2 separate regions of the Mus musculus genome follow, and region 1 is linked to region 2. Evidence: chromatin loops called from intact Hi-C (ENCODE). Cell type or tissue: heart. All regions are shown on one strand. Links, peaks and the distances in the headings refer to the core of each region. The heading gives the core; the rest is flanking DNA.

Region 1 (15,501 bases), core at 4,673-12,672, 160 kb after region 2:
CTAGCTTACCTATCCAGCCCCAGGTCCTCACCCTGCTCTTCTGCATCTTGCCCAGAGGCTAAAAGACATGTCTCTTCACTGTTTCCTAATTCTTTACTCTTTACAACTGAGGCTGGAGATAGAATTCAGAGATACAGTATTTGCCTAGTGCAAAACTCTGTTCCTTATATTTCTAGAAGACAAGGACAAACATCCAGGACAGGTAAGTGATAGTGGGTGTCCTTGCAGGTGCCTAGCAGGGATGATTTCCACTGCCTGGGCTTGGCACAGAGCCTTCCCAGGTGGTGTTTTCCTCTACTGGGAGAATGGTACTTGGCCCTCCACTCAGCATCCCTGCCCTTGCCTGCTACAACCCCAGGCAATAGGAGCCAGGACACACCCTCTCATTCCTTCCTTGCTACCTCCCTGTGTGTGTTTTCACGAGTTCCAGAAGACACCTCCTAACCTCACAGGGCCACAGTCCCTTAGTGTCTAGACTCAAGTGCCCTGCCTCACAATGCCCTCAAAGACTGTCTAAGTCAGAACCATGCACTGGCCAACATTTTGGAGCACTGGCTCTCGGGAGCAGCATGGTAGGACAGTGGGGAGGGCTCTCACCTTGCCACATAACTGCAGCTGCGGAGGGCAAGAGAAGGAACTGAATGAGCTGAGGGTGCTGAGCAAGGCCCCTTGAAACCTGGACATACCTCAGCCCCTGCATCTCTTAGGTATGCCTTCCCTGAGTGGCCAGCCCACTTCTCTGGAGTCCGAGGCCCAGAGCTGTGAGGCAGCCATCCAGGAACATCAGGCTCTCTCCTGTCTGACCAACTCTCCTACAGTCTAACCAGATGGGCCAGTCGCCATTGTGTGGTTGCAACCGTCTCCTCCCCGGGTTTTGTTTTCAAAAGTCTGGCAGGGCAGCTAAGAGAGCTTCTTTGTCTCAGAAGAGGAAGTGGTTGTACACAGAACTTTCTAGAATACCCTCTAACCAACCTTTACAACTCCTAGGGAGGTAGATGCTATAGGCAGCCTGAGCTCTCTCTGCTTCTCAGGGCGACCACACATCTGCAGTCAGCACACTCAGGGAGCCTCCTGAAACCAGGCCTCTTACTACATTTGGATCCCTTAATGACAACAGACTCACCCTGCCCTGGGGCAAGAGATGCTAACTGCCAGCCAAGCTGAAAATCCACGTTCATTTAAGGTTGCCAAAGCAGAGGCCTACACACACACATACACACACACAGAGAGAGAGAGAGAGAGAGAAATTCTGACTGCCATGGGAAAGTACCAGGGCTCCTGACCCACAGTGGCATAGCACATGCAAAGCTTGGAGGTGGCTTGAGGGGCTTGCAGGAGCTAAGAGTGTAGAGCCCCTGAGAAAGCGGGCAATGGGAAGTGTAGTGGCCAGCCTAGGAAGGCTCAGATTCTCAGGACACCATTCAGTGAAGACAGCAAAGTGAGTTTCGAGACATCAAATATAAACAAGGCCCATGAAGACAAATAGGTGAGGACAGCAGGTGGAGTGGTGGGGGCTGTGCTGGGTTGGGTGGTCCAGGAAGAGCCAGTGGGCCAGATGTAGATGGGCAGATGGGTATACAGATGATGGGTAGATGAATGAGTGGATGGAAGGGTGAGTAGATAACTGGGCAAATGGATGGTCCATAGGAGGATAAGTGGATGGATGGAGGATGGATGATGGGTAAAGGATAGGTGGATGAGCAAATGGGTGGATGGTAGGCTGGGAGGATAAGGTAGGGAGACTGGGCTTGATCCTAAGAGCACCTAGGTCAGCAGAAGAGGGACACCATCCAGCCATGTCTAGGGTCAAGGCCTTGGCTCTAGGAAAGAAGTGATTGGAAGATGGTGAGGTTGGGGACATAGGCATAGCTTTCAATCTTGAGGGTCATGGGGTTGGCTGAGAGGTAGAGAGAGCCAGATAGGAGCCCCCAGGGCCTGCAGAGGGTATAGATGAAAGAGGTTGGTACACACAAGGAACCACTGAGGCACTGGCTCCCCAAGTGCTCAACAGAGGCCAGGGTGGGGAAGAAGCAACTAGAACTCTCCAGGGCTAAGGCTGGTCCTAGTGCAGCCAGAAATGGAAGGCTAGCCCCAGGATTAAGCCCATTGTGACAGCCAGTGAGAAGTTCTCTCTAATTCTTTCCATCTCCCCAGCTGGCCATCTGACTTGATCTCTTATATGATGTCTCCTCTACTCTGGGCACTGGTGTCTCTGCACTCCAAGGACCTGTCCACTCCTCCCTCTTATGTAACTCTGGGTGCAGACAGCATGCTCCTTGGGAGATCCCTGGCAGGGGAACTTAGGACCCTCCTCCCTGTCCTGAGACAATCCCCACACCCAGAGAAGACTACAGCACCAAGCAAACTCCTCACGAGCAACAGGCCCTTGCCCTGGATCCAGCATCAAAGTGGGATCCTGAGGGCACTTGGCTGAGCCTCCTGATCTAGCCTCAACCACGCGAGGATGAAGGAGCAGAGCCCAGCCTCCCATCCATCATGTGAGGACAGCCACCTTCTCCAAGGGTAGCACTAATGACAGACAGGTCAATAGGGCAGCAGTGTGGGGAAGTCATCCCTTTCCCTTCAGGGTAGAACTGGAGTTGTTTTCCCCAAGTCCTCTCCTATCCCCTAAGTTACCCATGTGTCACAGGCTCCTGTGTTGCCGCCCTTAGTCTTGCCAACTTTGACTCCCATCCCTGACAATGTCAGCTTTCTCTCCTAGTGCAACTTTTAGTCTCCCAACAACAGATACCATCAGTGGAGGTCATAGGCTAAGGATGAAGGCCTGGAGGGCAGAGATGCTGCAGACCAAGTAGCTCTTTTCTGGGATAGGTGGAGAGCTCGATGAGACTCCTCTGAGAGCAAGTCTTCACTGAGTCATAGGGGAGGGGGTGATGGGTGGGGTAGGAATTCACCCAAAAGTCCTGGAAGTATCTTAGGGATTGTCAAGACCTCATCCTGGGGATGGAGCGCAGGTGAGAAACTGGCTAGCACTCGATGTAATCACCCATACTGGTGTTATGACTAAGGGAGGCATCACATTACTTAATCTTACAACTGAACTCATCTCAAGTCTGTCCTCATTGCTAACAAAATATGGCCCACTGGCTCTTCCTGGACCACTCAACCCAGCAAGCCTTCATCACTCCCCATGCTGTCCTAACCTACTTGTTTTGTTCATACTTGATGTCTCGAAACTCATTTTGCGATCTTTACTGGATGTCATGAAAATCTGAGCTCTGTGTGTGCCTTGTGTACATCTATATTCCCATGTGTCCAGCATAAAGACATAAGCATGGATGATACTCTGCAAATCATACTTACAGGATGGGTGGGCAGGCAGACAGACAGATAGATGAATGGATAGATGGACAGATGGGTATATTGAAGATGGGTGGGTAGATGAATGGGTGGAAGAGAGAGTAGATAACTGGACAGATGGATACATAGATCCACAGGAGGATAGGTGGATGGATAGAGGATGGATGGGTGGGCAAACGGGTAGTTTTATAGGTGGGTGAAGGATAGGTGGATGAGTGAACAGGTGGACAGATGAGTAAGTGGATGGATGGATGGATGGATGGATGGATGGATGGATGGACTGGTAAGTAGATTATCAAGTAAGTGGATAATAGGAGACGGTTGAATGATAGATTGATAAATGGATAGATAAGCTGATTGAGGGATGGATAAGTGAATGAATGGGTAGAAAATAGAGGGTGCATAAATGATAGTTTGACAGTAAATAGACAGATGGATGGACAGAGTTAGATGATTGACTGATAGATGGTGAATGAATAAATAATAAACAGGTGATGGAAAATAGATGAGTGAATGAATGTGTACATGGATACATGACTGGCTCATGGATGAATGGTTGACAGACGAATGGCGGGAGAAGGTGCCTCTAGCCAATTGGTGGTGGTGGCCAGGGCCCCCAAGAATAATTTAAGGTGTGTGAAGGCTATGCCAGGCGCCAGACAAGTAAGCAGTACCCATGTCTAGGTTTGTGGCTCCATGCATAAAGGTTACTCCTGTGCCAGGAGAAAGGACTGTGGAGGGAAAGCCCCAGGTCTAGAGGCCAAGTGATGGCTCCTTTTCTTGAGTGATGCTGACAAGGATTTTTCTGCCTATCTCTGTGTCATCCAAGGCTCTACCTATGTGATTAAGGACAGAAGGGGCCCCAGGGAAACACTCCTCATTCTGTTGTCTGACTCACCGAGAATTTACAAGGCCTTGCAGAAAAAGAGCTAGCATTAGGGTGTGGCGTGGGAAGCCAAGACTCTGGGGCCCTTGGTGGGGTCCTCTTCACCAGCTGATGGGCACCAACCTCAGGTCCCAGCTTAGACAGATCTACGTAGGTCATTCAGTACTCCAAGAGTGCTCCCGCCCCCACCTCTCTAGTTGCCCTACTCATTCAGTGCACTACACAGAGCAATGATATCTGTGTCCCTCTCTCCTACTAGTCTGTGGCACAGAACTGTGCCCTGCCTCTCTCCTCCCCCAGGGTCCCTTATACAAGTAGTGACTAGAGTACAGGAGGTCCTTACAAAGTATTATGAATGAGTGAATGAATGAATGAATGAATGAATGAATGAATTGCTTTGAAGTACAGGGTGGCTTTGGGAGATCCTGGAGTGTGCCTACACCTTATACCCCAAGGTGTTTGAATACCTTCAGCCTAGGGATCTGACCTGTCTACTGAGTGCCCTCTTCAGGCCCGGAAAGACCCCTGGACTGTACTTTCAGAAGAGCTGTGGTGATCTGTTGCTCTTTCTTCACCCATATGCCTTTCTTCTGAGCCGCTCACGTGGTTCTTGTTATCTCTGTGTCTCAGCCACGAATGCAAGGGGGAGAGACATGAGCAGGGTGACCTCTGCGCCAGACAGAAGTCCAGGCTTGTCTCTCAACTTCCTGGCCAGTCCTGCTGAGATAAGGGAACAGCCAAGTCTGAGGGGCAGACAATAGTGTTCCCTGCCCTGTGTCCCATTCATCCCACTTCTTGGGCAATATTCTTCTGCCAACATCTCCAAGGGGGAAATTAGATCTCAGCCCCAGACCCCGGAAGCTGTGAACCAGGACCTAGAGGGCCCATGTTCTCAAAGCAGTGGCTCCGCATGAAGTGGGTACGGACAGCAGACAGTGAGGGAACTGATGGTGCCTGTGCCCATTCTATGTGTAACTGCCTCCAAGTTCCAGCCTGGCCACCTCCAACAGGACCCTTGTTGAGTGCCTCAATACCCACAAGTGCTCCTGCCACCGGAATCACAGAGTCTTCTAAGGACAAATTTAGTATGTGGCTCTTTTATACTTCTATAGAGCACAGCTGGGAACAGACAGCTGACACATCCTCCTAGCAGATCTTCCAAGGACAAAGACCCTTCTCACCATGGATCTCACAGATCCAAGACCCAACATGAAGGCTGAGGTCCCTGGGAGCAAGCAAGCATGCCGATACATCCTCCTACCCAGGGTGTAAGTGTGAAGCCTGTTGCACCCTGCTCTCAATCTCAGGCCCAGACTCCCCATTTCTTGTCTGCCCTTCATTCCCAGACCCCAGAACTCCACTGAGCCCAGGAGTAGCTCCAAACCTGTTTTTCCAGCAGTTTTCCAATGACTCATCTTCCCCTGTTTGCCAACTCTTCTGTCACCGCCCTGTCACGGAGTCCCAAGTTCTGTTCCCAAGGCTCAGAACCACCCTCCTATCCCTCTGCCCACTCATTCTCCCTATGTCTGATGTATTCAGGGAAGAGGGGCTGGAGCTGTACGGGCCTTTCCAAGGAAGCAGGGACCCTGAATTTCAGGCCTTTCCTGTGGCCTTCCAGGTGCCATAAGCAAATCCAGGGGAGGCAGATATTACCTAGCAACACAGGGGAAGGCTTGGGACAGAGCTGGACCTTCTCCAGGGGCTCTTATCCAAGTGACTTCCAGATTCCAGGTCCTGCCAAGTCCAAAACCTGCCTCAAGAAGAACCACATGAAAGTTCTAAGGACACTTGTCCGCTGACCCCAACAAGTAGCCATAGCTTTGCTTCACTTGATCTGGGATCTTCATAGCCCTAACCTGGCCATACCCAGCACACACAGAGACTCACTTCTCTCTCCTGACCCCACAGTCACCTCCACAAGGACCATTTGTTTCCCCTGGGGTTGGGTCCTTGATCCAAGTCCCCACTGGGTCAACGATGCACTGAGCCCAGAGCAGAAGAAGGTGCTCTGCGCCTCCCAACCTGTAGGTATTGAGACTTCCAGCATAGGCTGTGACTGAAAGAGTTACCCAGTGGTGATTAGATGCCGAGAGTAACAGACAGAAACAGAAAGGCAAAGACAAGGTGACCCAGGTACAGGCACGCAATCCACAAGGAAACGGAGAGCCAGAGAGAGCGGCAGAGACAACAGCAGGAGGGATGGAGACTCAACAGCATCCAGTGTCTGGAGCAAGAACCAGAATGGTCTGCCAGGCTTCTGACCACAGCCAACCCTGCTCAGGAAGGCTGCGGGGCTGAGGGGACCAGGCACTCCAGTCCCTCCAGGTGGCAGAAGCCAAGCCTGTACTGAGGGCATGGGGCCAGGAAGGGTGGGGTGGACCTGATTTGCATGCTGCTTTCTGGCCTGCCCTCGATCCTCCCACAGCTCCTGTCTCATCTATAAGATCTGGGGAGAGAAAGGGTCCCCAGTGCTTCCAGATGATGTTTAGGATGAAGACAGCTCTGCTCGTCCTCCTTGTCTTGGCTGTGGCCACTAGCCCAGGTGAGCGGCTGCACTTGGGGGCTGGGAAGGGGTGGATAGCTTTGTCTAGATGCTAGACACTCATCCCTAGGCAGGCTGGGCTTGACAGAATGTCATCAAATGAGGGAAGATGGAATTTAGGCTCGGAGAACGCTAGGGGTGCTTGGCTCTTAACATTTAAAACAAAATGAGTTTGATATCTTAACTCACCGGATCTTAAAATCACACTATTTCAGAATCAGGCAATTTTTGCACTAACTCTTAGAAAAGGGGCATTTTGAGAGAGAGGAGAGCTGGAGATATCTTGAGAGGTTTCCCTTACTGCCTTTGCCACCTCTTATCTGTCCTGGGCAACACTAGGGTGGTCAAGTCCCTCTTTCTCCGGGCTCTTCAGAATTCAGACCTTTGGTGTGGAGGACACTTAGCAAAGACCAGGAATCTCCTGAGGTTCTTGAAAAGTCTCTCTTCTCCGTACTCCCTCTGCTTTCTCACCTCTGCCCAGGGGTGGCACTGACTAGAATGTCCTCTCTAGGGCTTTAAGGAATATCTAGACACCCTCTGAGCCAAACACAGGCACGAGCTTTGTGGCATCTGGGGCAGAGGTTAGGGTGACAAATTCCGAAGGCTCTGGTTGGGGCAAAGACCTTTACTTGACTGACTCAATAACCCTCATCCTTCAGCCTGGGCACTTCGATGTCACGTGTGCACCAACAGTGCCAACTGTAAGAACCCTCAGGTCTGCCCGTCCAACTTCTACTTCTGCAAAACCGTCACCTCAGGTGAGTGGCAGCCCAAGTCCCTCAGGGCCAAGAGATCAGCCCTAGGCTTGATCCTGGGAATGGGCCAGTCGTGGTGAAAGTGGTGGTCAAGAGTGGGTGATGCTCGGTGGGAGCCAGGGTACACTAAGTCAGGCCTGATGCCCTTTTCCTTTCTGTGTGCAGTGGAGCCTCTGAATGGGAACCTGGTGAGGAAAGAGTGTGCAAACTCATGCACCTCCGACTACAGCCAGCAGGGCCATGTCAGCAGTGGTTCCGAGGTCACACAATGCTGCCAGACTGACCTATGCAACGAGAGGCTGGTCAGCGCTGCACCTGGACATGCCCTGCTCAGCAGTGTCACCCTGGGCCTGGCAACGAGCCTCAGCCTGCTCACTGTTATGGCTCTCTGCCTGTAATGTACTGCTTGGAATTTCCCTTGCCCCTTCCCTTCTAGTCGTCAGTGTCCCCACGGCCCATGCTTTAGCCATGATGGAGGCACCAGGCGCTAAGGCTGGGGGATACCCTTCAAGGCTGGGGCTGGGTCTTGGTGGGCACCAAGAGCTGATGACATATATAGCACAGTGCCTCCCCCAGGACAGGAAGATGTGGCTTGTGTCCCAGCATGGAAGATGGGGGACAGACATGCTTCCACCCCTCTGATTTTGTACTTGTTCCAGTTATTTTTTTTCTACTTGGAAATAAATGATCTAACAATACTGTGGCTGTGTGGAGTCGTGAGTGGGATAGTAAGTTTTCTGGTACATGTTACCCTGGGCAAGCCTGGGCAGCATGCAGTAGCTCCTGGCACTGGACCTGAAAGGCACCTCCATCTTGGAAGGGGCAAACTCTCTCCAAGTCCCATGTGGGGAGGAAGGACAGTGTACCCAGGCCTCAACCCTGAGATTGTTTCCCCAAGGTTCCTCATAGAGTTTCAAGGGCACTGCACATAGCCAAGGTCCAAGGTGAGTCCAGCTACCAGGACCTCACTCACTCCTTAGGGACTCTTCCAGATGAATGTATGTTGGGGTGGGAGGTGTGACTCAGTACCAGCTGACGAGATGCAGACTAGAAGGGCCCTAAGCAGAGTACAGCCCTAGAGACCGTCTATCTAGGCCCACTGCTTGCTTTCCCATGAAATAGGTTCCTGATGCTGCCTAGGCCCTGGGTGCTACTTAGATTTCTGTAGTTTCCTGAATAGGGTGAGGCCGTGTGGTTGGATAAGGTACAGGTATTCAGCAGATATCCAAACATGCAGTCCTCCTTGCTGCTAAGCAGGCTAGCCCGTTCCACTGTAGCTACTATCCTGCATGCCCACGAAGGTGGGCCTATATGGCAAACCCTGCCCTTTGCAGATGACAGTGGTATAGTGAGGGTCCCTCTTCTCTTTATGCACTTACACCCTGATCCTTAAAGAAGACTAAACACCCTGCTTCCGAAAGAGGGCTGTGAGAGGTGGCATATGATCGAAACTCCCTAAGCCACCAAGCCTCAATGTCTAGGTAAGCTACTGCTTGGTCTGGGGTGAGCCCTGGTACCTCCACCCAGTGAGTCTCTTTCTCTGGGCCTCTCCAGGTCCTCACGTAGAGCAAGGCGCTGACTGGATCTGCTGAGCCTGGGATATTTTACACAGATTCCCACGCCCAGCCACCATTGTCTGTAATGGAAGCTGGTCTGCTCTAGAGCCACCACCCTGTCTACCAGACACTGTAGGACATTCATCTACCATGAGCAAGAGAGATGGAGGGAAAGGCAAGAAGGAACATGCCCCAACCCAAGAAATTGGGAAACTTTCTAAGAGACACGGGAGACACCCTGCATTGGCTGCTGTGTGGTGGCTGTTCCCTGTGACTGCCATACCTGGAGCTGAGGGCCAAGCCTGGTGCCAGTGCACCCCCTTGTGGTCAGCAGAGTCAAGCGGCGGAAGACACCTGTTAGGAGGGAATTCTTTGCCAGGCTAGCCACATTCCATTCGCAACACTTCCCGCTCCTCTCTGCAGGTGCTCTGCAGTATTCTGGGCATAGAAGCTACCTGCACATGGGAGTTAGGCAGAGAAGAGGGCTAGTGAAGCCCAAACTGAAGTTCTAACCATTTCCAAGTGTGGAAACAGTCTGGGAGCTGGGAAGTGACTCCTAAGTGCCCCCCTATCAGGTCAGGCATAGGAATGCTAGTGATGAAGACCCTTGACAGCTCCCTGGAGACAGGAAAGGATGTAGTCCCACCCCAGAAATCAGGAAGCCCACAGACCACCTAGCTCCAGGATGGAAGGAAGAACCAGTGTCATCAGCTGGGTCTATGATGGCTTGCCACAGCTGACATGTAGAGGACAGCTGTTGTGTGTCCTTTTCTGGTGAGATATGAACCCCAGACATGGCACTGATGGCAAAGGAACAATTTATCTAGGTCCTTTGGAGGCTGTGTAAAGGAATGTGTGTGAATGGTCACTTGAAGACATGGGTGACTCAAAGGCAGCCATGTCACGAAAACTCCCACCTCAGCCTGGGGGACAGCTCATGAAAGGTTCATCCTTATAGAGTCTCCTGTCTTCTACCTGTAGAAGCCTGGGGGGATGGAGCTGATGAATCTTGTGAGCTTTGGGGCTTCCTGAGACCTACGAGACTTATTTACTTCTTGAGCCTTGTAAACCCCCTCTATGTCCTGAGTCTCAACAAGCCTCCCTTCTGCATGTTTCAATTAGCAGGGAAAGGTTGCATAGCCACCATCAAAGAGTGGACTCAAGGGGGCTGGAGAAATGGCTCAGTGGTTAAGAGCACTGACTGTTCTTCTAGAGGTCCTGAGTTCAATTCCCAGTAACCACATGGTCCATCTGTAATGGGATTTGATACCCTCTTTTGGTCTGTCTGAAGACAGCAACAATGTACAGTGTACTCACAAATATAAAAATCTTTAAATTAACTGGGGTTCCAATGGAACACAACAGCATCTGCGGCTGGCAAGAGGCCACAGAACAGACAAATCCCCCAGCCAAGCTCTGTCTTCTCACCTGAAGTCTACAGGCATCTCAAACTCAGCTCTGCTTCCCTTGTATGATCTCACTGGACAGCTTCTCTGGCACTCATAGACCTAATCTAACCTAATTTCAACCCCCACTGACCAGGCTGGCCAGCCCATGGCAGTATCTACAAAGCTGGGAGCTCTCTCCAGCTACACACAACCGTGTGTGTGTGTGTGTGTGTGTGTGTGTGTGTGTGTGTGTGTGTGTGTGTGTGTGTGTGTACAGAGCCTGGGGTCAGTGGGAAGCAGGCAGTCCAGTCCCTCATTTCTGGAGTTCCTCCTACAGGAGCCCAAGCCCAACAGAAGGCCCCAGTGGTGATCCTAGCTAGAAGCAGCCTCAGGAAGGCACCTAGCGGCCACGAAAAGGTCTGGGCAGATCTCTGACCTACCTAGGGCAAGGAGAGACACTGTTTCTTTTGCTTTAGTAAAAGACACACCAGGCAACCAAGCACAACTTCCAAAGATCAGGTAGGGAAACTTCAAAACCCAACTGATCGTGTCTTCTAAGAGGGCCAGCCTACCCAGAGCATCTATTGTCCTCACCATCCCAATGGGTGTGACCTATAGTCTCATTGGCAGCTCAGACTAATAGCCTATTTCTCACAAAGAACATAAAGACTGCCTATCTCCTGTTCCTCTAGTCATTCACCTGGGTCTGGCTTCTGGCAAGCCCTTTATCTGTTCCAGCCATGGACAAAAGGGGGCTGGTGCTCATTCTGGGCATGCTCATAGAACTAGCCTTAGAATTGACCAATTCTCTTACTGTTTTGATTTTTCTATTTCACTGATTTCTTCCCTGTTTTGCTTTTAGTATGTATGTATGCATGTGTGTGTATATGTGTGTGTGTGTATGTGTGTGTGTGTGTGTGTGTGTAGACCAGAGGCTGATGCTGAGTATCTCCCCTATAACTCTCTACCATAAATGTTTTTGACTCAAAGTGGTTCTCTGAAAAGTGGAGCTGGAAGATTTGGCTGGACTGGCTGGCTAGGGAGCCCCAGTGACCCCCCCCCCACCAGCCTGCCCTTCCCACTGTGTTTTCAGACAGACACCACTTAGTCCATCTTTCAGGTATTCATTTTCTGAGCAACAGAACCTGCTTTGTTTTCCCAAGCGCAGAAGTTCAGGTGTCTCTCCAAACATCATTTCAGAATAACGTTTCTTCAGAGGGCGCCTTCTGATCTAACAGTGCATAGACACTCAGCATCCACAGTGGCTAGCCGGGCTTTTCCACAGTGCTGGAGATCTGAACCCAGGTCTTCAGACTTGGACACGGAACACTGTGCCCACTGAGCTGTCTCTCCAGCTCTGCTCATGTTTTGCTATGTTTTGCCCTCTCTGGGTTTGATTTGCACCGACTCCGGTTTCTCACCTGGGACCATTCTCCCGCTTGCAACATCACTTCCTGTGCATCTGCTACAACAATGCTTTCAGGGCATCTTGCTGTGACTGCATCAGAGGCTGTGATGGGCTGTGTCTTCTCCATCTGCCAGGAATATTTTCTGACTTCCTGATTGATGCTACTCTTGCCCCCCTGGGTTACTTAGAAATGTGCGGTTACACGGCTTCTGGACATTTGTAACAATTTTGTTCTGATAATTTTTAAATCTTTGTTGTTGTCATTGATAGTGTTTTTTCTATTACTTGGGAGACAGTGCAGGCACACACACACACACACCACAGCAGAGGAGTCAGAGAACAGCTTTTGGGAGTTGGTTCTGTCCTTCTGCAATTGGCTCCAGGGATCAAACTCAGTTGTCAGGCTTGTATAGCAGGGAGTGTTATCCACTGAGCCTTCTATCTAACCCCACTGCCACAGACTTTTAATCAAAGTCCATTGCCATCCAAGGTATGATTTATTTTTTTTAACATAAATCAACCTGGGATGTTATTCTTTATCCTTCCTTCTCTAGCTTTATGGTCTTTTATTATAGGATAACATAGCTTGTTTTTCTTCCCAGTTGTCTTTTTAAAAATATTTATTTATTTATTTATTTATTTATTTATTTATTTATCTATTTATTTAATGTGTGTGAGTACACTGTCACCGTCTTCTGACACACCAGAAGAGGATATCTGATCCCACTACAAATGGTTGAGAGCCACCATATGGTTGCTGGGAATTGAACCCAGGTCCACTGGAAGAGCAGTCAGTGCTCTCAACCACTGAGCCATCTCTCCAGTCATTTTGATCCTTGCCCATGCATGTATTGAGATTTACTTGATGGCTCAGAATATGGTCTGTCTGAATTACTTTTCTTTTTTAAAAATATTTTTAATTAGGTATTTTCCTCAATTACATTTCCAATGCTATCCCAAAAGTTCCCCCATAACCCCCCCCCCCACTCCCCTACCCACCCATTGCCACTTTTTGGCCCTGGTGTTCTCCTGTATTGGGGCATATAAAGTTTGCATATCCAATGGACCTCTCTTTCCAGTGATGGCCGACTAGGCCATCTTTTGATACATATGCAGCTAGAGTCAAGAGCTCCGGGGTACTGGTTAGTTCATAATGTTGTTCCACCTATAGGGTTGCAGATCCCTTTAGCTTCTTGGGCACTTTCTCTAGCTCCTCCATTGGGGGCCCTGTGATCCATCCAATAGCTGACTGTGAGCATCCACTTATGTGTTTGCTAGGCCCTGGCATTAGTCTCACAAGAGACAGCTATATCAGGGTCCTTTCAGCAAACTCTTGCTAGTGTATGCAATGGTGTCATCGTTTGGAGGCTAATTATGGGATGGATCCCTGGATATGGCAGTCTCTAGGTGGTCCATCCTTTTGTCTCAGCTCCAAACTTTGTCTCTGTAACTCCTTCCATGGGTGTTTTGTTCCCAATTCTAAGAAGGGGCAAAGTGCCCATACTTTGATCTTCATTCTTCTTCAGTTTCATGTGTTTTGCAAATTGTATCTTATATCTCAGATATACTAAGTTTCTGAGCTAATATCCACTTATCAGTGAGTACATATCATTTGAGTTCTTTTGTGATTGGGTAGCCTCACTCAGGATGATGCCCTCCAGGTCCATCCATTTGCCTAGGAATTTCATAAATTCATTCTTTTTAATAGCTGAGTAGTACTCCATTGTGTAAATGTACCACATTTTTCTGTATCCATTCCTCTGTTGAGGGGCATCTGGGTTCTTTCCAGCTTCTGGCTCTTATAAATAAGGCTGCTATGAACATAGTGGGGCATGTGTGACTTCTTATCAGTTGGAACATCTTCTGGATATATGCCCAGAAGAGGTATTGCGGGATCCTCCGGTAGTACTATGTCCAATTTTCTGAGGAACTGCCAGACTGATTTCCAGAGTGGTTGTACAAGCTTGCAATCCCACCAACAATGGAGGAGTGTTTCTCTTTCTCCACATCCCCTCCAGCATCTGCTGTCACCTGAATTTTTGATCTTAGCCATTCTGACTGGTGTGAGATGGAATCTCAGGGTTGTTTTGATTTGCATTTCTCTGATGATTAAGGATGCTGAACATTTTTTCAGGTGCTTCTCATCCATTCGGTATTCCTCAGATGAGAACTCTTTGTTTAGCTCTGAGCTCCATTTTTTAATGGGGTTATTTGATTTTCTGGAGTCCACCTTCCTGAGTTCTTTATATATATTGGATATTAGTCCCCTATCCGATTTGGGATAGGTAAAGATCCTTTCCCAGTCTGTTGGTGGCCTTTTTGTCTTATTGACGGTGTCTTTTGCCTTACAGAAGCTTTGCAGTTTCATGAGGTTCCATTTGTCAATTCTCGATCTTACAGCACAAGCCATTGCTGTTCTATTCAGGAATTTTTCCCCTGTGCCCATATCTTTGAGGCTTTTCCCCACTTTCTCCTCTATAAGTTTCAGTGTCTCTGGTTTTATGTGGAGTTCCTTGATCCACTTAGATTTGAGCTTAGTACAAGGAGATAGGAATGGATCAATTCGCATTCTTCTACATGATAACCACCAGTTGTGCCAGCACCACTTGTTGAAAATGCTGTCTTTCTTCCACTGGATGGTTTTAGCTCCCTTGTCGAAGATCAAGTGACCATAGGTGTGTGGATTCATTTCTGGGTCTTCAATTCTATTCCATTGGTCTACTTGTCTGTCACTATACCAGTACCAAGCAGTTTTTATCACAATTGCTCTGTAGTAAAGCTTTAGGTCAGGCATGGTGATTCCACCAGAGGTTCTTTTATCCTTGAGAAAAGTTTTTGCTATCCTAGGTTTTTTGCTATTCCAGATGAATTTGCAGATTGCTCTTTCTACTTCGTTGAAGAATTGAGTTGGAATTTTGATGGGATTGCATTGAATCTGTAGATTGCTTTTGGCAAGATAGCCATTTTAAGGCTATACTCAACAAAACTGGAAAACCTGGATGAAATGGACAAATTTCTAGACAGATACCAGGTACCAAAATAAAATCAGGATCAAGTTAACGATCTAAACAGTCCCATATCCCCTAAAGAAATAGAAGCAGTCATTAATAGTCTCTCAGCCAAAAAAAAAAAAAAAAACCCAGGACCAGGTGGGTTTAGTGCAGAGTTCTATCAGATCTTCAAAGAAGATCTAATTCCAGTTCTACACAAACTATTCCACAAAAAAGAAGTAGAAGGTACTCTACCCAACTCATTCTATGAAGCCACAATTACTCTGATACCTAAACCACAGAAAGATCCAACAAAGATAGAGAACTTCAAACCAATTTCCCTTATGAATATCGATGCAAAAATACTCAATAAAATTCTAGCTAACCGAATCCGAGAACACATTAAAACAATCATCCATCCTGACCAAGTAGGTTTTATTCCAGGGATGCAAGGATGGTTTAATATATGGAAATCCATCAACGTAATCCATAATATAAACAAACTCAAAGACAAAAACCACATGATCTCCTTAGACGCGGATAAAGCATTCGACACGATCCAACACCCATTCATGATAAAAGTCTTGGAAAGATCAGGAATTCAAGGCCCATACCTAAACATGATAAAAGCAATCTACAGCAAACCAGTAGCCAA
Region 2 (15,501 bases), core at 3,077-11,076:
TGCCTTTCTGGCCCTTCTTAGTATTGTTTTGTTTTGCTCTTCCGATTATGAGGGTACAGGGCGTGGGGGGGGGCGCGTAAGTTTCTGCAGAGGCCAGAAAGCGCCAGGCCATCCTGATAGAGCTGAGGTACAGGTTGCTTGCCATGAGTACTGAGAACCAAACTCAGGCCCTCTGCAATATCAGTGTGCACTCAATTACCATCTCTCTAGCCTTGTTCTTACTGGTTTGCATAGGAAACACCAAAGGCAAACAACAGGATAAACTCATGGGAGGACTCGGTCTGGTACCCTTGTCCCCATGACCTTGACCGGGGTCAGGAGAAAAGGATGGCACGTGAGAGTGCACTGGGAGCCGAGGCACAGACTGAAGCCAGCCTGGGCTGTATACAATAACACTTGTCTCAAAATAAATGCAAGAAAAAAAAAATAAAACAAAAGCAAAAAAGGTGTGGTAGCTCAGGGGGAGTTACTGCAAGAGGACATCTTTTCTATGCTGACCCCTGCCCCGTGCTGTGGTCCTGGAAGGCTCACTGACTGCTCTTCTTGAAGAAGTACTGGAACGGGAAGAGAGCATTTAGAAACCTCAAGAAGCCTCTGGCTCCTGGCTCTTTCAGGGGTGGTGGACTGCTGTGTTGCAGTGGAGGGACAACCAAGCCTTGTAGGCCATGCCCCAACATAGCACCCTGTTCCTTGACAGCAATGGCATTAGAAGCTGGGGGATCCTGGTATTCCTGCTGGGCTTCTTCGTCCCTGCTCCTCTTGCTCTCCTTCAGAGGCTTCTTATTGCTGGAAGCTTCACTAGAAGTCTCCATCTTGGCCCCGTGTGACCCTGGCCTGCTAGGGGAGCTGGGCTCCTCCACGAGTTTCCGTTTCCACTTCATCATTGTGGCTTCTTCTGCTTCCTTCCCAGCTAGGACCAGCTCAAGAGGAATATCATCTGCTGGTTTCCTGAAGGCAGGTCTTCAGCAAACCATTTCATCTCTATATACAAAGTAAAAACAAACGGGTCAGGGGGTCAGGATGATTTCTTCATGTTTAGACTTCAGGTGGGAAACCCTCTCCCACTTGCTTTTATAGGGAAATACAATGAAGTGTTCTGTAACAAAGGGCTGCAGGCTGTCCATGTTTGCCAAGACTGCACGGATAGAACCCTCCAGCTCCTGGATGATAACTCCCTTATCCTCTATTTCTTCTCCTCTTACACAGTGTGTTTGAGAATTGGTACAAGGTTGCTCGCCCCCTCCCCCCAAAGTCTTCTCTGTAAAACTTGCAAGATCTTATATTTCTGATACTGTTGCCATATCTGATTTTGAACTTATACACATTGGGTCCTGCATGAAGGAACCTTGTCTCTGGAAATGGGTAGGTGAATGGTTTTAATGTATTGTTTTTGACGGTAGCCTCAGCCTTGAAGCGCTCAGGCGCTGATGGCCACACTTGTTGCTCACACACAGACTAAGGTTCCTCCAGCACCTCAGAAAAGTGGCCACACTTGACTTCCTGCTCAGAAATCTTTTTTTTTTTTCCAGAGAGGACGCCAAAGTCAAAAGACTGCAGGCCAGGGACTCAGGTTCTCGTCGGCCTCCTCTGAACTCGGCCTTTAGCCTGATCTGCACAAGCAAAGCCTTGGAACCTCCCCGAAACTTATTCTTAACTAAAGTAGAAACTATTCTTGAGGGCTATGGGGATTTCACAGCAGTTTGGCTCCTTTTCTGGTTTCCTAAAGACGCAGAGAAGAAAGGGGCCAGAACTCTGCCAAGAGTCTCCACGCCCTTTGTACAGATTGTGTGGCCTCTGGCCTCCTAGTAGAGCCCAGTCTCCTCAATAAAGTCTTCATGATATCAGAACTCATGGGAGATAGGGTCTCTGGATTCTCCAGCTATGGTGGGAGTACCTCCCCCCATCCCATTAGGTGGTGTCTGGTTTTTATCTGTCCTCTGCCCTCGGATGACCTCTGCATCCTTGGGATTCTTGGCTCAGCTCCCAGGGAGCTTTATCTCATATGCCTCCTCCTGTCTTCTTCCTTCTGGCTGCTTTCCCCCCACCCCACTTCTAGAGGCTCTTCTACAGACCTCCTTCTCCCAGCTCCCTTTTGTACCCCACTTGCCTTCCTGAGCCCTCTGAGCCCTCCTCCTCCCTGCTTCCCCAACCCAGGATCCTATGCGCCCTCTAGTGGCAGCAGCGTTCATTACTGCCCTACTTCCCTGGCCATAAGGAAATCACAGCCCAGAGACAGGAGAGCTATATTAGGGAACTCACTCTGCTAAGGGAACTGGCTGGCTTTGTCCCCTCTAAGCGAGCTATTTTATCTCAAAGGGCTCTCAGCTGTCCGTCCATAGGACCCCTGGCTGGCCTAGCAGATGGCCTCATCTTCTGTTGTGGAGTTCCTTTTTCCAGGCAAATCTTCAAAGTCTGTAAGATGTCTTCATATTGGTATGGAAGAGGAGTCCCCTGGGGACAGGCGCTGGTGCTGGGATCCCGGAGAGCTGACCTTGTGCTCTGCCTGCTGCGTGGTACCCAGCTAGGCTGAGCTCCTTCAGCAGGACAGGATGGCAGCGACTGAGTAACCCACCAGCATAAAAACTAGCCATTGGCTTCTGGGAGACCAAAAGGCGAATTGTGCATCCCGCAAAGCCACCAGGATTAACTAGGTTAGATGTGGATACCTACATGCCCTCAGCAGCCTCCCGTGGGAGTGAGTAATTTCCCAGTAGGAGAATGCTCCTACTAACCTGGTCTTGAAGTCGAGAAACACACGGGGCTGCTGCCAGCCACAGTGTTGGTAGCTGAGCTTGGGTAAGTGTTGGATCTTTTTTGACCTGGTTGTATTTCTCCACTTGTTGTAAGGCTGCCAACAGGCCAGATTTTAGTACATTAGTTGCTTTGGACCAAGGCTTGGTCTCTACTTCTTCCAGAAAGTGGGAAGCCACATGGCAGTTCCCAGGCTGTTTGGAGAGCAAGAGATTGGGTCCCAGCTGGAGCTGTCTGAGGCTGTGATTCTCAAAGCCCAGTTAAGCTACTGGTAATAGCTTTTACCTCAGGATTTGCTTGGTGCCCTCGAAGACACAGTGCAAGGGGCCGTTTACCACTTTCTGGACACTACTCAAGCTGATGCCCAGAGAGAGCCACACACAGACCAGTTGCTGCAGGCCAGGCTGTGACGGTCCTTAGCTGGAGGCCTGCATTCTGTCTTCTCTGCAGGGAGGCCCTGTGTCCTCAGGCTGGCTTTCCTTAGTACGTGTGTGACCCCACAGGGAGCATAGCTGAAGTCACAGCATTCCTAGTAGCCTTGGCTTTGAAGTCTCTGGAGGTCACTCTGCCACATGACCTCTGTGGGCTCTGGACTGATTCTTCTAATGGGAGTACTATTTAATGGGAACTACCTCTCACATTTTATTGCATAAAGCATGTGACTTCTTGCCTAATGGGTGTGTAGAAGTTAAGAAAAATGTCACGAATTAATTCATGTTCAGCTCGCTTGTTACTGAACCATGTACCACAATAAAGGATACATTTTAAACCTTTATTGGTAATAAAGGCAATAACTATTTTGCCAACACCGGCCACTTGTCATGGTGTCTTCTGCGCAAGTGAAAACAATTTACCTTTAAAAGGCATATACTTGCCGGGCAGTGGTGGCTCACGACTTTAATGCCAGCACTTGGGAGGCAGAGGCAGGAGGATTTCTGAGTTCGAGGCCAGCCTGGTCTACAAAATGAGAAGGACAGCCAAGGCTACACAGAGAAACCCTGTCTTGAAAAAACAAAAACAAAACAAAACAAAGGCATATACTTACAACACATCTCTAAGTTCTGGAAGGCAGAGGCAAGGGAATCTCTGTGAGTCTGAAGCCAGCCTGGTCTATACAGCAAGTTCCAGGCTAGACTGAGCAGTAAGTAGCGAGTGGGTAAACAACAAGAACAAAACCAAGCAAAACAAAACTAAACCAAGCCCAGGAAAGGCCCCAGAGCTGTTTACTAGACTCTTGGAACCAGGAAGACATGTTTGGCAATTGGGTATAAGGTAAATATAAGAAACACAGAGAAACAAACCCTCCACATAGTAGGGACGGATGATAAAATATTCCCTAGGACTATGATTAGTAGATGCCAGGGTTGTGAGTCACACTGCATGGCTCTTGCCTTCTCTCAGCCTAGGGCCACAGGAGAAAGAAGGGTGGAACTCAGGATATTGCAGTCAGAGCTTCTTGAAGTTGCTCCCAGTGGGGCAGAAGGCACAGCTGATGGGATATTCAGTGGATGTGGGGGTGCAGAAGGGGTGGGGAATAGCAAGCCACTGTGGAAGGAAACAGGAAAACTCCAACTCTGCCAAGTTATTGTGCTGTTTCTACTGTCTCCCCAACCCCCACACCTCCACTGTGGTCACGGTTCATCACGTACGAAGCTCGGTGTCTATCCCAACATTGGCTAGGAGGACAGCTCTGCGGGCTTAACTCTGTTCTTTCACCTTTCGGTGGGTTACTGGAATGGCATCGACATCTTCAGGCTTGCTAGGCAAGTGCCTTCATCTGCTGAGTCATCCCAGAGGTCCAGCTCCAACTATCTGGATAGCACAATTATCCAGTAAATGGTTCCTCAGATCCACAAATGAATACCCACATGGAAACTCTTCTCCCAAACAGATTTTAGGGTGCCTGATGGTTGTCAACTAGATTAGGTCAGGAAATACCTGGCAGGTTAGTAAAACTCAAGGTGAGGCGTTTGTAAACAGTTAGATCCTGAGGGTTCTGATTTAATCAATGGGAGATGGTAGGAGGTAGAAGACTGAATGAAGGCAATGAGCCCCTGGGGTTTGTGCCCCTGAGCCCTCTATCTCTGGCTTCCTCCTGAATCTATCTTCTCACTGATTTCTTCCTATGCTCCCTCTGTGGTAGGTGCCGTTAGAGACAGAGCCTAGGCCTTGACTCCCACACCACTAAAACGACAAGTAATAATGAGAAGTGAAAGATTTATTTTGCATAACCGCAACAGGAAGAGAAACAAATTACTGGTTCAATTTCTGCCCAGACTTCCATTAATGGCAGACAATGATGGGGAAGCTGAAGTGAAGTGTGTCTTTTGTGGTACCCAGACTAGGAAAACCCCAGAGACCACCTGGAACCATAACTCCCATGCAAGCACATGTAAGTCTTTATTCAAGCTTGAACTTGGGCCACACACCTTCCTGATGTAACGGGATAGGAGAATGGGCCCCGAGGTGTAGGTGAAGGGGGTTTATACAGGGAAAAGCTGCAGGCAGGGGTTTCTAAGCCTTGTCGTTATATGAGAGGGTAAAGGAATGTTGGTCTTGAAGCTAATTGTTTTACAGCACCCTGGTTATACCACAAGGAGCGACCACACTTCCAAAAGGAGCATCTTGACCTAGGAAAGACTTATGCTTCCTTCCTTCCTTCCTTCCTTCCTTCCTTCCTTCCTTCCTTTCTTTCTTGTTTGTTTGTTGTTTTGTTTTGTTTTTTTTTTTCAAGACAGGGTTTCTCTGTGTAGCCCTGGCTGTCCTGTAACTCACTCTGTAGACCAGGCTGGCCTCGAACTCAGAAATCCGTCTGCTTCCCAAGTGCTGGGATTAAAGGCATATGCCATCACTGCCCAGCTGATTTATGTTTTCTTAGTCCACTCTCTTGTTATCAGCTCGCTGCAGCTGCTGTGTCTATTTTGCAACTGCCAGGGACATTTCATGCTTTTTCTCAGACCTCACAGGGTAGTGGCCATGCCTCTCTAAGGGCAAATTAACTTAGAATGGAGTCTTCAACAAAATGGAGCTTATTCTGCTACCTCAGTCCCTTCACTTTCCCTTCCCCAAGCTGCTTTTCGTCATGGTGCTTTCTCACAGGGAAAGTAACCCTAACTAAGGCAGCAGGGATAGGGCCCCATCACTTGCAACATGGGCTCTACCGGGTGTGATTGGAACCCGTGGGCCCCTCCCTGCAGGCCGTGCTCAGCCAGCAAGGGCACCTCCAGCCGCTTTGTTGGCTTTCTCTCTTTCTTGGCCTCATCACATTTTTAGAACAGGGATTTGTCTGTGAAGTCACCACTCTATCCCATGCAGACCAACAGGATTCCCCTCCTGCTGGGGGAGACCAGAATGCACACGCCCGTTCCTGTGGGAGTGTCCTGTGTGCACACTCAGACTTTGGTGGGAAGGGAAAGTTTTCAAGGGTGAGACCTCACCAGTAGAGGGCAGAGGAACCAAGGGAACTATGGGTATTATCTTGCCTGCAGCATTTTTAAAATGTCATTTGAATTAGAAAGTAAGAGGGAATCTTTTTTTTAATTAGATATTTTCTTTGTTTACATTTCAAATGTTATCCCCTTTCCTAGTTTCCCCTCAGAAAATCCCCTATCCCCTCCCCCCTGCTCCCCAGCCCACCCACTCCCATTCCTGGTCCTAGCATTCCCCTATACTGGGGCATAGAGCCTTCACAGGACCAAGGGCCAGTAAGAGGGAATCTTGAGGCTGTTATTTTGGGCAAAAAGCTGTCAAGAGAAGTAGCTCCCTTCTCCCCACCCCAGTCTTCTCCTCTCTTCTGAGGTGTTGTGTCTATAGTCAGATACTAGAACACGCTAGGCAAGTGCTCAGCCACTGGGCTACAGCTAAAAATGTTCCATTTTTATCTTTATGTGTATGGGTGTTTTGCCTGCATGTATGGCTTGTGCACCACATACATGCTGTATCCAACACCGGTCAGAGGAAAGCGTTGGATCTCCTGGAACAGGAGGGTTGTGAGCCGTCATGTGGGTGCCGGGAATCAGAGTCAGGTCCTCTGGAAGAGCGTCCAGAGCTCTTTGACTGCTGATCCACTCTTTTAGCCCCATAAGGCCCTTAAAAGCACTCAAAACTCATGATAACAATAACAAAGGGAAACTTTGTGTAAGAAGTTGGGGGGTGTTGCAGGAGTCTGGCCTGCCATACACAGGATCTCAGTCAAGCTCTGGCTAGAGGTAGGAAATGGAGGAAGGGTTTCCCCTCAGCCCAGGGGCTGTTGATCAAAACCTCCATTCCCCAGAGCAGCACAGTCCTAACGGGTTGAAGTGCTGGTAGCAAGTAAGTGCTGAGCACTCCACTCAGCTCCGAGAACACTACGGAGAAGGAGGCAGAAAGAAAACGAGAAGTGGCAGTGTTGTAGAATATGCCTCCACTCTGTACCACCAAAACCACTTAAAAAAAAAAAAAAACCCAAGACCTCTCAGAGGACTGGGTTTCAGTTTTGGAATCCCCTGGCTGCTTGGTAGGTACTTTCCCTGTGCCTGTTGCTGTCTACTGTGTCTGGGATCCACGAGCCCTGCCCGACCCCCCATCTTTAAACTTTTTAATTGGCAGATAAAATGGACCTGAAATTCCTAAAGGGTGTAACACCGAGCTTACTTTGTTTTACTCAGCCTTGGATCTCTTCCCGGTGAAGCACGAAACTGGGCAGCAGGCTTGGTATACCAGTATCCTGTTGTGATTATTGTAGGATTGTTGAAGTCTGAGGCAAGGGAAGGTGTCCGGGATGTTTCCAAGAATTCTGTCCGTGATCTTGCTGCATGGCCCCCAGTGGGGGAGGGTGTGCCTTCAGCAGGTCTATCCATGCCTGAGGACCACGCTGTCCACATTCAGGTATTGTGTAAGGAGCAAGACACACAGCCCCGTCCAGTTCTGTGGGGAACTGTAGTATCTGGGACAATCTGGACTGGTTCCCACAGTGGGTCTGCCTAGCTTTAAAAGCTCACAGGGACCCTCTGCAGTGTAGGCAGACATACAGCTATGCCATTATAGCACTGAGGCTTGGGGAAGACTACATAGGCCGCTGAGGAGTGAAGTGGTGGAGTGGGAAGCTAGCTGTGTGATATGGGATTGAGCAAGCGACAGCACCCCTGTTCCCTTCCCTCCCCAACACCTGAAATAAATTTGTCTCTAAGGCCCCCGGAAACTGCAGGCCTGTGACAGAGGGGCTGTTGGGTGATCTTGCCGATACTTTTGTGATCATTCTTCCTTCTTGGGAATGGATGGTTCCTGACTGTAGCAAGACCATCGGGCTCCACACTTTTGCTCTCCCTGAGCAACTTTTCCCATTTCTTTAATGAGTAGGTGGAGAATTTTGTACATTTTTACACTTCTCTTCTTTTGATTAAAAATTCTACTTTGGAATCCTTTTTTTTTTCTTTCTCCAGTCTGCTCTAAGCTTTCAAAAGCATCAGTCCATGCCTGCCACACAGTGCTCAGTTATGCCTTCAGCTGAATATCTAATTCTTCACTTGCAAGTTCTAAAAATATTGGGATAGGAACAGAGTTAGACCAAGCTCTTCTCCACGTTCTAATGAGGGCAGTGGCTCCTCCAGTTCCCAGCCGCGTCCCCCTTCACTCTGCAGCTCCTCAGAGGATTGGCTGACATTTCCCAGCCATGCAACCATGGCCATGCCATGATCTCTGTCTCCTTTCTTGCTGAGTCCTTACAGGAATCACCTTTAAGGTGACAAAGACTCATGGTTTAACCATATATTATAGTTTGGCTCGGAAACCTGGGCTCTTTTGGGTTCTTCCTCTGGACTCTGCTATGTAAGTTTATTAAGAGACTCCACACCTGGGCTGGTGAGATGGCTCAGTGGGTAAGAGCACCCGACTGCTCTTCCAAAGGTCTGGAGTTCAAATCCCAGCAACCACATGGTGGCTCAAAACCATCCGTAACGAGATCTGACTCCCTCTTCTGGAGTGTCTGAAGACAGCTACAGTGTACTTACATATAATAAATAAATAAATCTTAAAAAAAAAGAGACTCCACACCATATCTGAGCAGGTTCCTCATCTGCATCCTTCAGGTGACATCTAGGGACCCTGGCTTGCCAGTGTCCTCTGCATTCTGATGTTTTCTTTTTTAGGTTTTTCATCCACCAAGTCTTCTATCCCTTGGCTCTAAACCACTATTAGTTCATGTTGAATTGAGAATTGAGACCAATACCCCACCTACAATCCCACAAGGGTGGGCACTTGTTAGGATGGTCTTCAATAGTCTGCCTTACTACTTTAATATGTTTCATGGACTAAAGAGACAGAGATTAAAACTCTCTGTCTCTGCCTTTAACTCTGTCTCCCTGAATTCATTCTATTGCTCAGGCTGACCTCAAGCTGAGCATCCTCCTGCCTCAATCTCCAGAAGGATGGGATTACTGCTGTTGCTCAGAATTCTAGTCTGTCCATCATCTTGTTCCCACGTATGCAACATCTGTCACAGCCCCACACCATTCCTGACACCAGTTTGCCCAGTCTTCAGTCTTTAAGACTGGGTAGCAGATAACCAATAGGAGCTGATGGTGCTAAGTTCTGGATTGGCACCAGATTGAGGCCTCTGTAGATGTAAGGTCTGCCAAGGGCTGCTTTACTTGCCCCACATAGTAAAAGGGGCAGAAGGTTCTTGGGGTTCTGTCTAGTGGCCATATCTGGTGCCTGCCCTACTCCATTGTTGGCTGAGACATGCAGAGGGCTTGGGAAAGGCTGAACACTCCCACAGAAAGTTCTCTGGAAGAACAGTCTGAGCTGCGCACTGCTGGTACCTCAGAGGGGACAGTGAGACAGACAGCTGCACAAAATGGACTTTTCTCTTTCCCCTGATCTTTAATCAAGAATCACCTTCTGCTTAGAACCAAATGTCAGACCAGGAGTTCTCGGGCCTTGGGACATATGCTGCTATATACTCTAGTAGTTACAGCTCAGAACACCAGTCAACACTGAGTGTTGCGCCCTCTGCTTGGAGGGGCTATTCAACCTTCACCACAGTATGGATAAGCACCAAAGGCCACTTGTTGCAGGCTTGGACCTCAAGCTGTGTCAAGAGCCAGTATAGAAACATGCATAAGGCAAACTCAAAGGACTGCTGGATGTGTTATGAGACCTTCACATAAGAACCAGCCACTCCGATTGAGTTTAGGACGAACTATGCACTGTTCATGCTGGTCAGGCCTCTGGCCAAGAACTCATGACCCAGTATCCTGACAATGTGCCTGTGGCAGGTGGCTTGTGCTTGGCTCTACAGAAGTGTGATACCTTCAGGGTTGGGGATGAAGTTTAGTAGATCATACACGGGGCTCTGGGTTCTATCCCTAGCACTTTACAAACTGGGCATGCAGGTGCACAGCTATAATTATAGGGTGTGTGCACACACACAGAGGCCCACACACAGATGCACACATGATCTAATGAAGTCAGTCTTCTCAGACATTGACTTTCTGCTTTGAGGTGGATCAGCCCACACTGTCTATGAGGGTGGCCAGGCTGGGCTCTCCTGGGAAAGCTCACTAGGTGGATCGTTGCTGTTCACCACTGACCAATGAGCCGTGTGGTGTGTGTGTGTGTGTGTGTGTGTGTGTGTGTGTGTGTGTGTGTATGTGTGTGCAAGCTGTGGTTGGGATATGTTTATGTACATGTGAGGGGTGTAACACTGGGTGTGTGTGAGTAATGAATATGGGGGTGCGTGTGTATAAGTTGTGGCTGATGTGTTAGGCCATGGGCAATGTGTTTATACATGTTGTGAGCAGAGGAGAGAGAAAGGGAGAGAGTACAGGGTCGGTGGTATGGTGGATAGTATGATCGTGCTGCCCAGCGAGGCCTTGTATCCTAGCAATGAAGAGTGTGGAGCTCTGGCAAGCCCTCACTTTCCTTCAGAACTGGGCCTTCAGAACTTGTGATTTCCATACTTGCTTCCCACTCGTCCTGGGCTTGAAGTCCAACCCTAGTAAGGAAGAAAAACAAGGGGTCCTACCAGCACTTGAATATGTCCAGAGAGAACACCAAGGTAGAGTTGTCTGGTGGCCCCTGGCCTCTGCGTGAGAAGCCAAGCCCTTGCAGTCCAGGCAAGAGGGTGGCAGGCTGCTTCCAATCCCACCAGCTTTGGATGGTGTGGACTCTGGCTGTGGAGGTGAGAGGGAAGGACTGAGTACCTTTCTTGGCACCGTGCTCTTTGCCTGTGTCTACAGAACTGTCACCCAAGGAAACATTGGTCACCAGAGCAGGGAAAAGCTTCCAGAAAGTTTGTCTGAAAGGAACAATTATTTCGGGGACTTGGAGACATCTGTATAGTATATGCCTGTTAGCCTTTTTTCTGGGGATGGCTTCTGAGCGACCCATACTCTGACTCCCCTGCCACTTTGTCTCCGCTATGTGGCTCTCCCCACCTGCTCTGCCCTCCCCCAGCTCCAGGCTTAACTCTTTTTATTGTTATACAAAAGGCATAAGTCAATTTCCACACACTAAAGCTTCTTATCTGATCTAGGGGTTGTCTTAAAAGACTCATCTCCTAAGCAGTTCTCATCCTGGTTTGCCAGGCTTTGTCTTGCAAAGGCTATGAGAACCCTTCAAAAGACTAACTCCATAAAATTCCAGAAAATGATCAGTGACAAAAGGCTACCTCAAAGCTTAGAGGCCACCACTCCAGATTCATGCCAGATACAAAGGTTCTGCTAAAACCCTGTTACAGACAACCAATCTCTGGACAGCAGCCTGACCAGATCTAGGCGGTTGCCAGCTTTTCCCAGCCTCCCCTTCCTGAGAGGGACCCACCCTTTGCCCTGGACAGCTTCAGAAGGGGACATGGGAGCAAGGAGAGAGGGGGTCAGACCTGGCAGAGCTGAAAGGGACGCTTTACTTAGTGGGGGAGGGGACTGTGGAAGTGAGTGAATGTAAGCTCTGAGCTGAGGAATGAGTGCTTCATAGATAAGAAAGAGCCCTGACAGCAGGTGTGGTGTTGCTGCTACTTCCCAAGCCCGTGCGCGCGCACATACTAATGTAAACATTAACACAAAAAACCAAAACAACAAAAAAACTTTTTATTGATTCTTTGTGAATTTCACATCATGCACCTGAATCCCACTCATCTCTTCATCCCTTCGTATCCACCATTCCCCCCCTTACAACCTCCCTCCACCCATAAAATAAAATAGGAGTTAAAAAGCAAAACAAAACATATTGCCACGGAAGACAGAGTGTGTCACGGTGTGTTCCTCAGTGCACCCTCTGTCCCCACATCTTCACTTGCAAACGTTCACTGCAATGAATCACTGGTCTGTTTCCAGGCCCCTGACTTCTGCTACACTATCAGTACTAGATCCTCCTAGGAATTCCTTTCAGATATCCTGTTGTTGCCCTGTGCCGTGGGGATCCTGCAGCTTTGGTTCTGCAGGACCGGCCCTTTCACATGCTCCAGCAGATCATAGATGGGGTAGATGTTGGTATAGGTCAACTCAAAACCCTAGATCTGGGCCTAGGTTGTAGCTGAGTTGGTCAGCCTACCAGTTCTCCTGTACCTATACCTCCAGGGTGAGCTCTCCGACACTACCCTGGCTAGCAAGGGGGCAGGGTCAGCTCTCCTGCTCTCATGTCCTTGGGGTAAGCTCATGTACACCTTTGCCACCAGGGCCAGCTTTACTGAGCTGCCCAGGTGAGGTGCAGGATCTGCTCTCCCAAGTGCTGCAGCCAGTGAGGGGCAGCGACAGCTCTCTCACTCTCATGACCTTGGAGCCAGCCTAGCACAGTGCCTCAGTCCAGCTAGAGACATCTGCATGGCCTGTGGTGGTAACATGGGCCTGAGACATCAACACAGACCCTGACTGCCACCGGACCACAGACCCAGACATGACTCTGGCAGCAACATGGTCCCAAATGTCTCCATGGTCTCAGTTGGTAGCACAGATGAGCATGTTCCCCATGGCAGCATGGCCCTCGGATATCCACATGGTCTCTGGTGGCAGCCCATACCAGGGACAGACGCTTGGCCTTTGGTGGTAACTCAGGACACAGACATTGACACAGACGCAAGCTGGAGGAGAGCCATGGAGCCAGACAGGGCCCTTGGTGACAGACTGGGCCAGGATCTGACCAAAAACCTCTTCTTTTGCCTGTTCCTCACCACCGACAAGTCTCCAGTTCACCTCTCTCTACCGTGTATCATCTCCTCGGCTGTGCTTTCTCTACCATCCTTCCTATCCCTCCATGATACATCCATCCATCACAGTGGTGCCCGTGGCAGGTGCTTGGTGGCTTTCTTAGGGCCACCACAGGCCAGCCAGCCCAGGGTGGGTGCTTTGGTGTCATTCATCTGGCCTCCCCAGCCGGGTAAGCACTTTTTTTAAAAAGAGAAAATTACCCTCCTTGACTCAGCTATTTAAGAAATATAGGATAACTTCTTTAGGCATTAAATGAGAGTAAATATTTAGCTATTAGGTCAATACCTTTAGATGTATTAAAATGATATATTCTAAACGTGTATGTGTGTGTGTGTGTGTGTGTGGTATTGTGTGGTATTGTGTGTAGGTGAGTGTACAAGTATTTATTGGTATGTGTTCCTGTGAGTATGTACTTGAATGCATGTATTTATGGACATGCTGTGAGTGTGTGTACATCTGTGTACATGCCTGAATGTCTGTTCATGTATGTGCACATGTGTTTGAGCAGCTGTGTTTGATAGTTCTAGTTCTGGGGTGGGTCTCAGCAAGTTCTGCCCAGTGTCTCTCTGGTGGCCAGAGCCTTGTGCTGTGACATTGGTTGCATGGGTTCTATGCTGGCTATGTCTCCACCTGACTGCATGTCTGGGGAGGTGACCCAGCTCTTCCACCCACTACCCAAGTGGCCCACTGTGCAGGGAGGAGGTAGCCTCTAGCTGGTCCCGGGGGTCTCACAAGATCTCCTGGTTCAAGACTTCTGCAGCTGCTACCGTACTTAGGGGCTGAGATGTTGTCCAACTGCCTAGCCTTTGTACAGAGGACATCTCTGGTCTGCTTAGGGGGAAGAGGATTCCTGGTGCTGGGCGAGCGTGTTTGCTATACCTTCATGATCAAAATTAGCCATTGCTTCAGAACTGCGAGTGAAGAAAATCAAACAGGAGAGAGACTGTGAGCGAGGCCAGGCCTTCACTGGGTAGTGGAAATGTGTGACTGGGTCTCAGGAAGGCTGTGCCTGCTTCTCTCATTGGCTTACTTAATGGCATGGTCAGTCTTCAGTGTCCTCAGGACATCATGGATATCTTAAGTCGTGTCTGCTCAAGTCCCTCACATGGGCTGGTGCATTGTACACATAGGGCCTGCAGCATCCTATGCTTCTTGTATTCTGTAGATGACAGCTAATGCCACGCAATGCATACACTAGCCAGGTGTGTTCAGGTCAAGTGCATGTTTCCCTGAATATTTTCTATCCCCACAGGCTCACTCTGCTCATGCTGTACCTGGTGTGGGGATGGCACTAGGAGTGACCTCAGAAACCGAGGTCAAGCAAACTGAGGCTGGGAGTAGCCGAGCTGCTTTGAGAATCTGTTCATAGTCACTTGTGAGCAAAACATTGAGCACTAAACAGTCTCTGGGACAAACCTTCAGTCCTTTTTTTTTTAATCTCTCTTTTTTTAAAAGATTTATTTATTTATTATATGTAAGTACACTGTAGCTGTCTTCAGACACTCCTTACAGATGGTTGTAAGCCACCATGTGGTTGCTGGGATTTGAACTCCGGACCTTCGGAAGAGCAGTCAGGTGCTCTTACCCACTGAGCCATCTCACCAGCCCCTAAATTCACACAATGGTATCTATCTTGTAATAAATTCTAGGCTGCCTGAAAGGATTTTCAAATTCCTCTTGATGGTAAAGTACAGAAGGGCCTTCCCACGAAGGGAAATACTAACATCTTCACCCCCAAACTCGACGCTCAACTTTTTAAAAATATATTTAATATTTTTATTTTCTGGAATAGATTATTTTTGCCATTTCCTTCTGTCTTTTATTTATTTTTAAACAACTTTTTAATTAGATATTTTCTCCATTTCTTCAAATGTTATCCTGAAAGTCCCCTATAACCTCCCCCGCCCCGCTCCCCAACCCACCCACTCCTGCTTCCTGGCCCTTCCTGGCTTTATTCCAGTTCTTTAGAATCCTACCAAAGCTTTCCCTCAGTGCATAACGCTTTGCTAACTGTGGTGTAGCAGCTTACTGGGGGAGGAATCTCAGCATGAGGGAATTGATTTTGGATGTGATGAGCTGACAGAGGGACACTGAGCCATAGGCACCCATGCTGGGAGCCCTTGGGAGGTTCTCCTCCTTCTGGGTCTGTGACGAAGAACTGTGAATTGACTACCATTGGTGGGAGGGTCTGTGTCCCTGTGTCTCCAGAACTGTTTCAACACAAAGTGAAGCTTGGGGATTAGAGAATCAAGACTTGGCCTTGAGTGTATGTTTGTGTACACATGGGCTGGGTTGGGAGTTGGAAGCCTCTTCCTTCAAAGTCCCGGCGAGTGAAGGACCTTCAGGCTCCGAATCTCACTTCAGAAGGCTTCGGGGGATCCCAGAAAGGATGGAGGGCAAAAAGCCCTTGCCCTCCCATGATCCCATGGTCTTGTGGTCCTGGGAGTGTAGTGAATGACTTCAGGGGGAGGATCAAGGGCCTTCTCCTTTTCTTGATATGTACCTGAGCCTTCTCTCAGCCTCTCCCTGGCTTAGGAGTTGAGGGTGGAAGCTGGGTTTGGGAGACCAC

The links. A loop is a pair of places that touch in the nucleus more often than their neighbours do. Peaks named below come from ENCODE experiments on the same cell type or tissue, not always from the same donor. Only the 100,000 strongest peaks of a DNase experiment are listed, where the experiment ranks them.
Region 1: a loop joins it to region 2, with 4 times the contacts of the local background. A loop is called at or near these places in 13 of 42 quality-filtered maps.

What each region holds. Positions count from the first base shown.
Region 1 is chr15:74,754,757-74,770,257 of GRCm38, reverse strand. It overlaps Ly6d (lymphocyte antigen 6 complex, locus D), which reads left to right and starts at 6,691. Exons shown (of 3, transcript NM_010742.1): 1 at 6,691-6,749; 2 at 7,409-7,507; 3 at 7,670-8,202. The coding sequence starts at 6,698. The coding sequence ends at 7,902. In heart, for the core only: a CTCF peak has its summit at 9,384 (motif pointing left); no DNase peak of the experiment used is centred there; H3K27me3 peaks cover 3,018 bases.
Region 2 is chr15:74,910,326-74,925,826 of GRCm38, reverse strand. It overlaps the pseudogene Gm6610. Among named protein-coding and RNA genes, the nearest start is that of Gm39556, 8.4 kb to the left of the region's middle. In heart, for the core only: a CTCF peak has its summit at 6,164 (motif pointing right); DNase peaks (open chromatin) are centred at 3,146, 4,256 and 6,046; H3K27ac peaks cover 1,363 bases.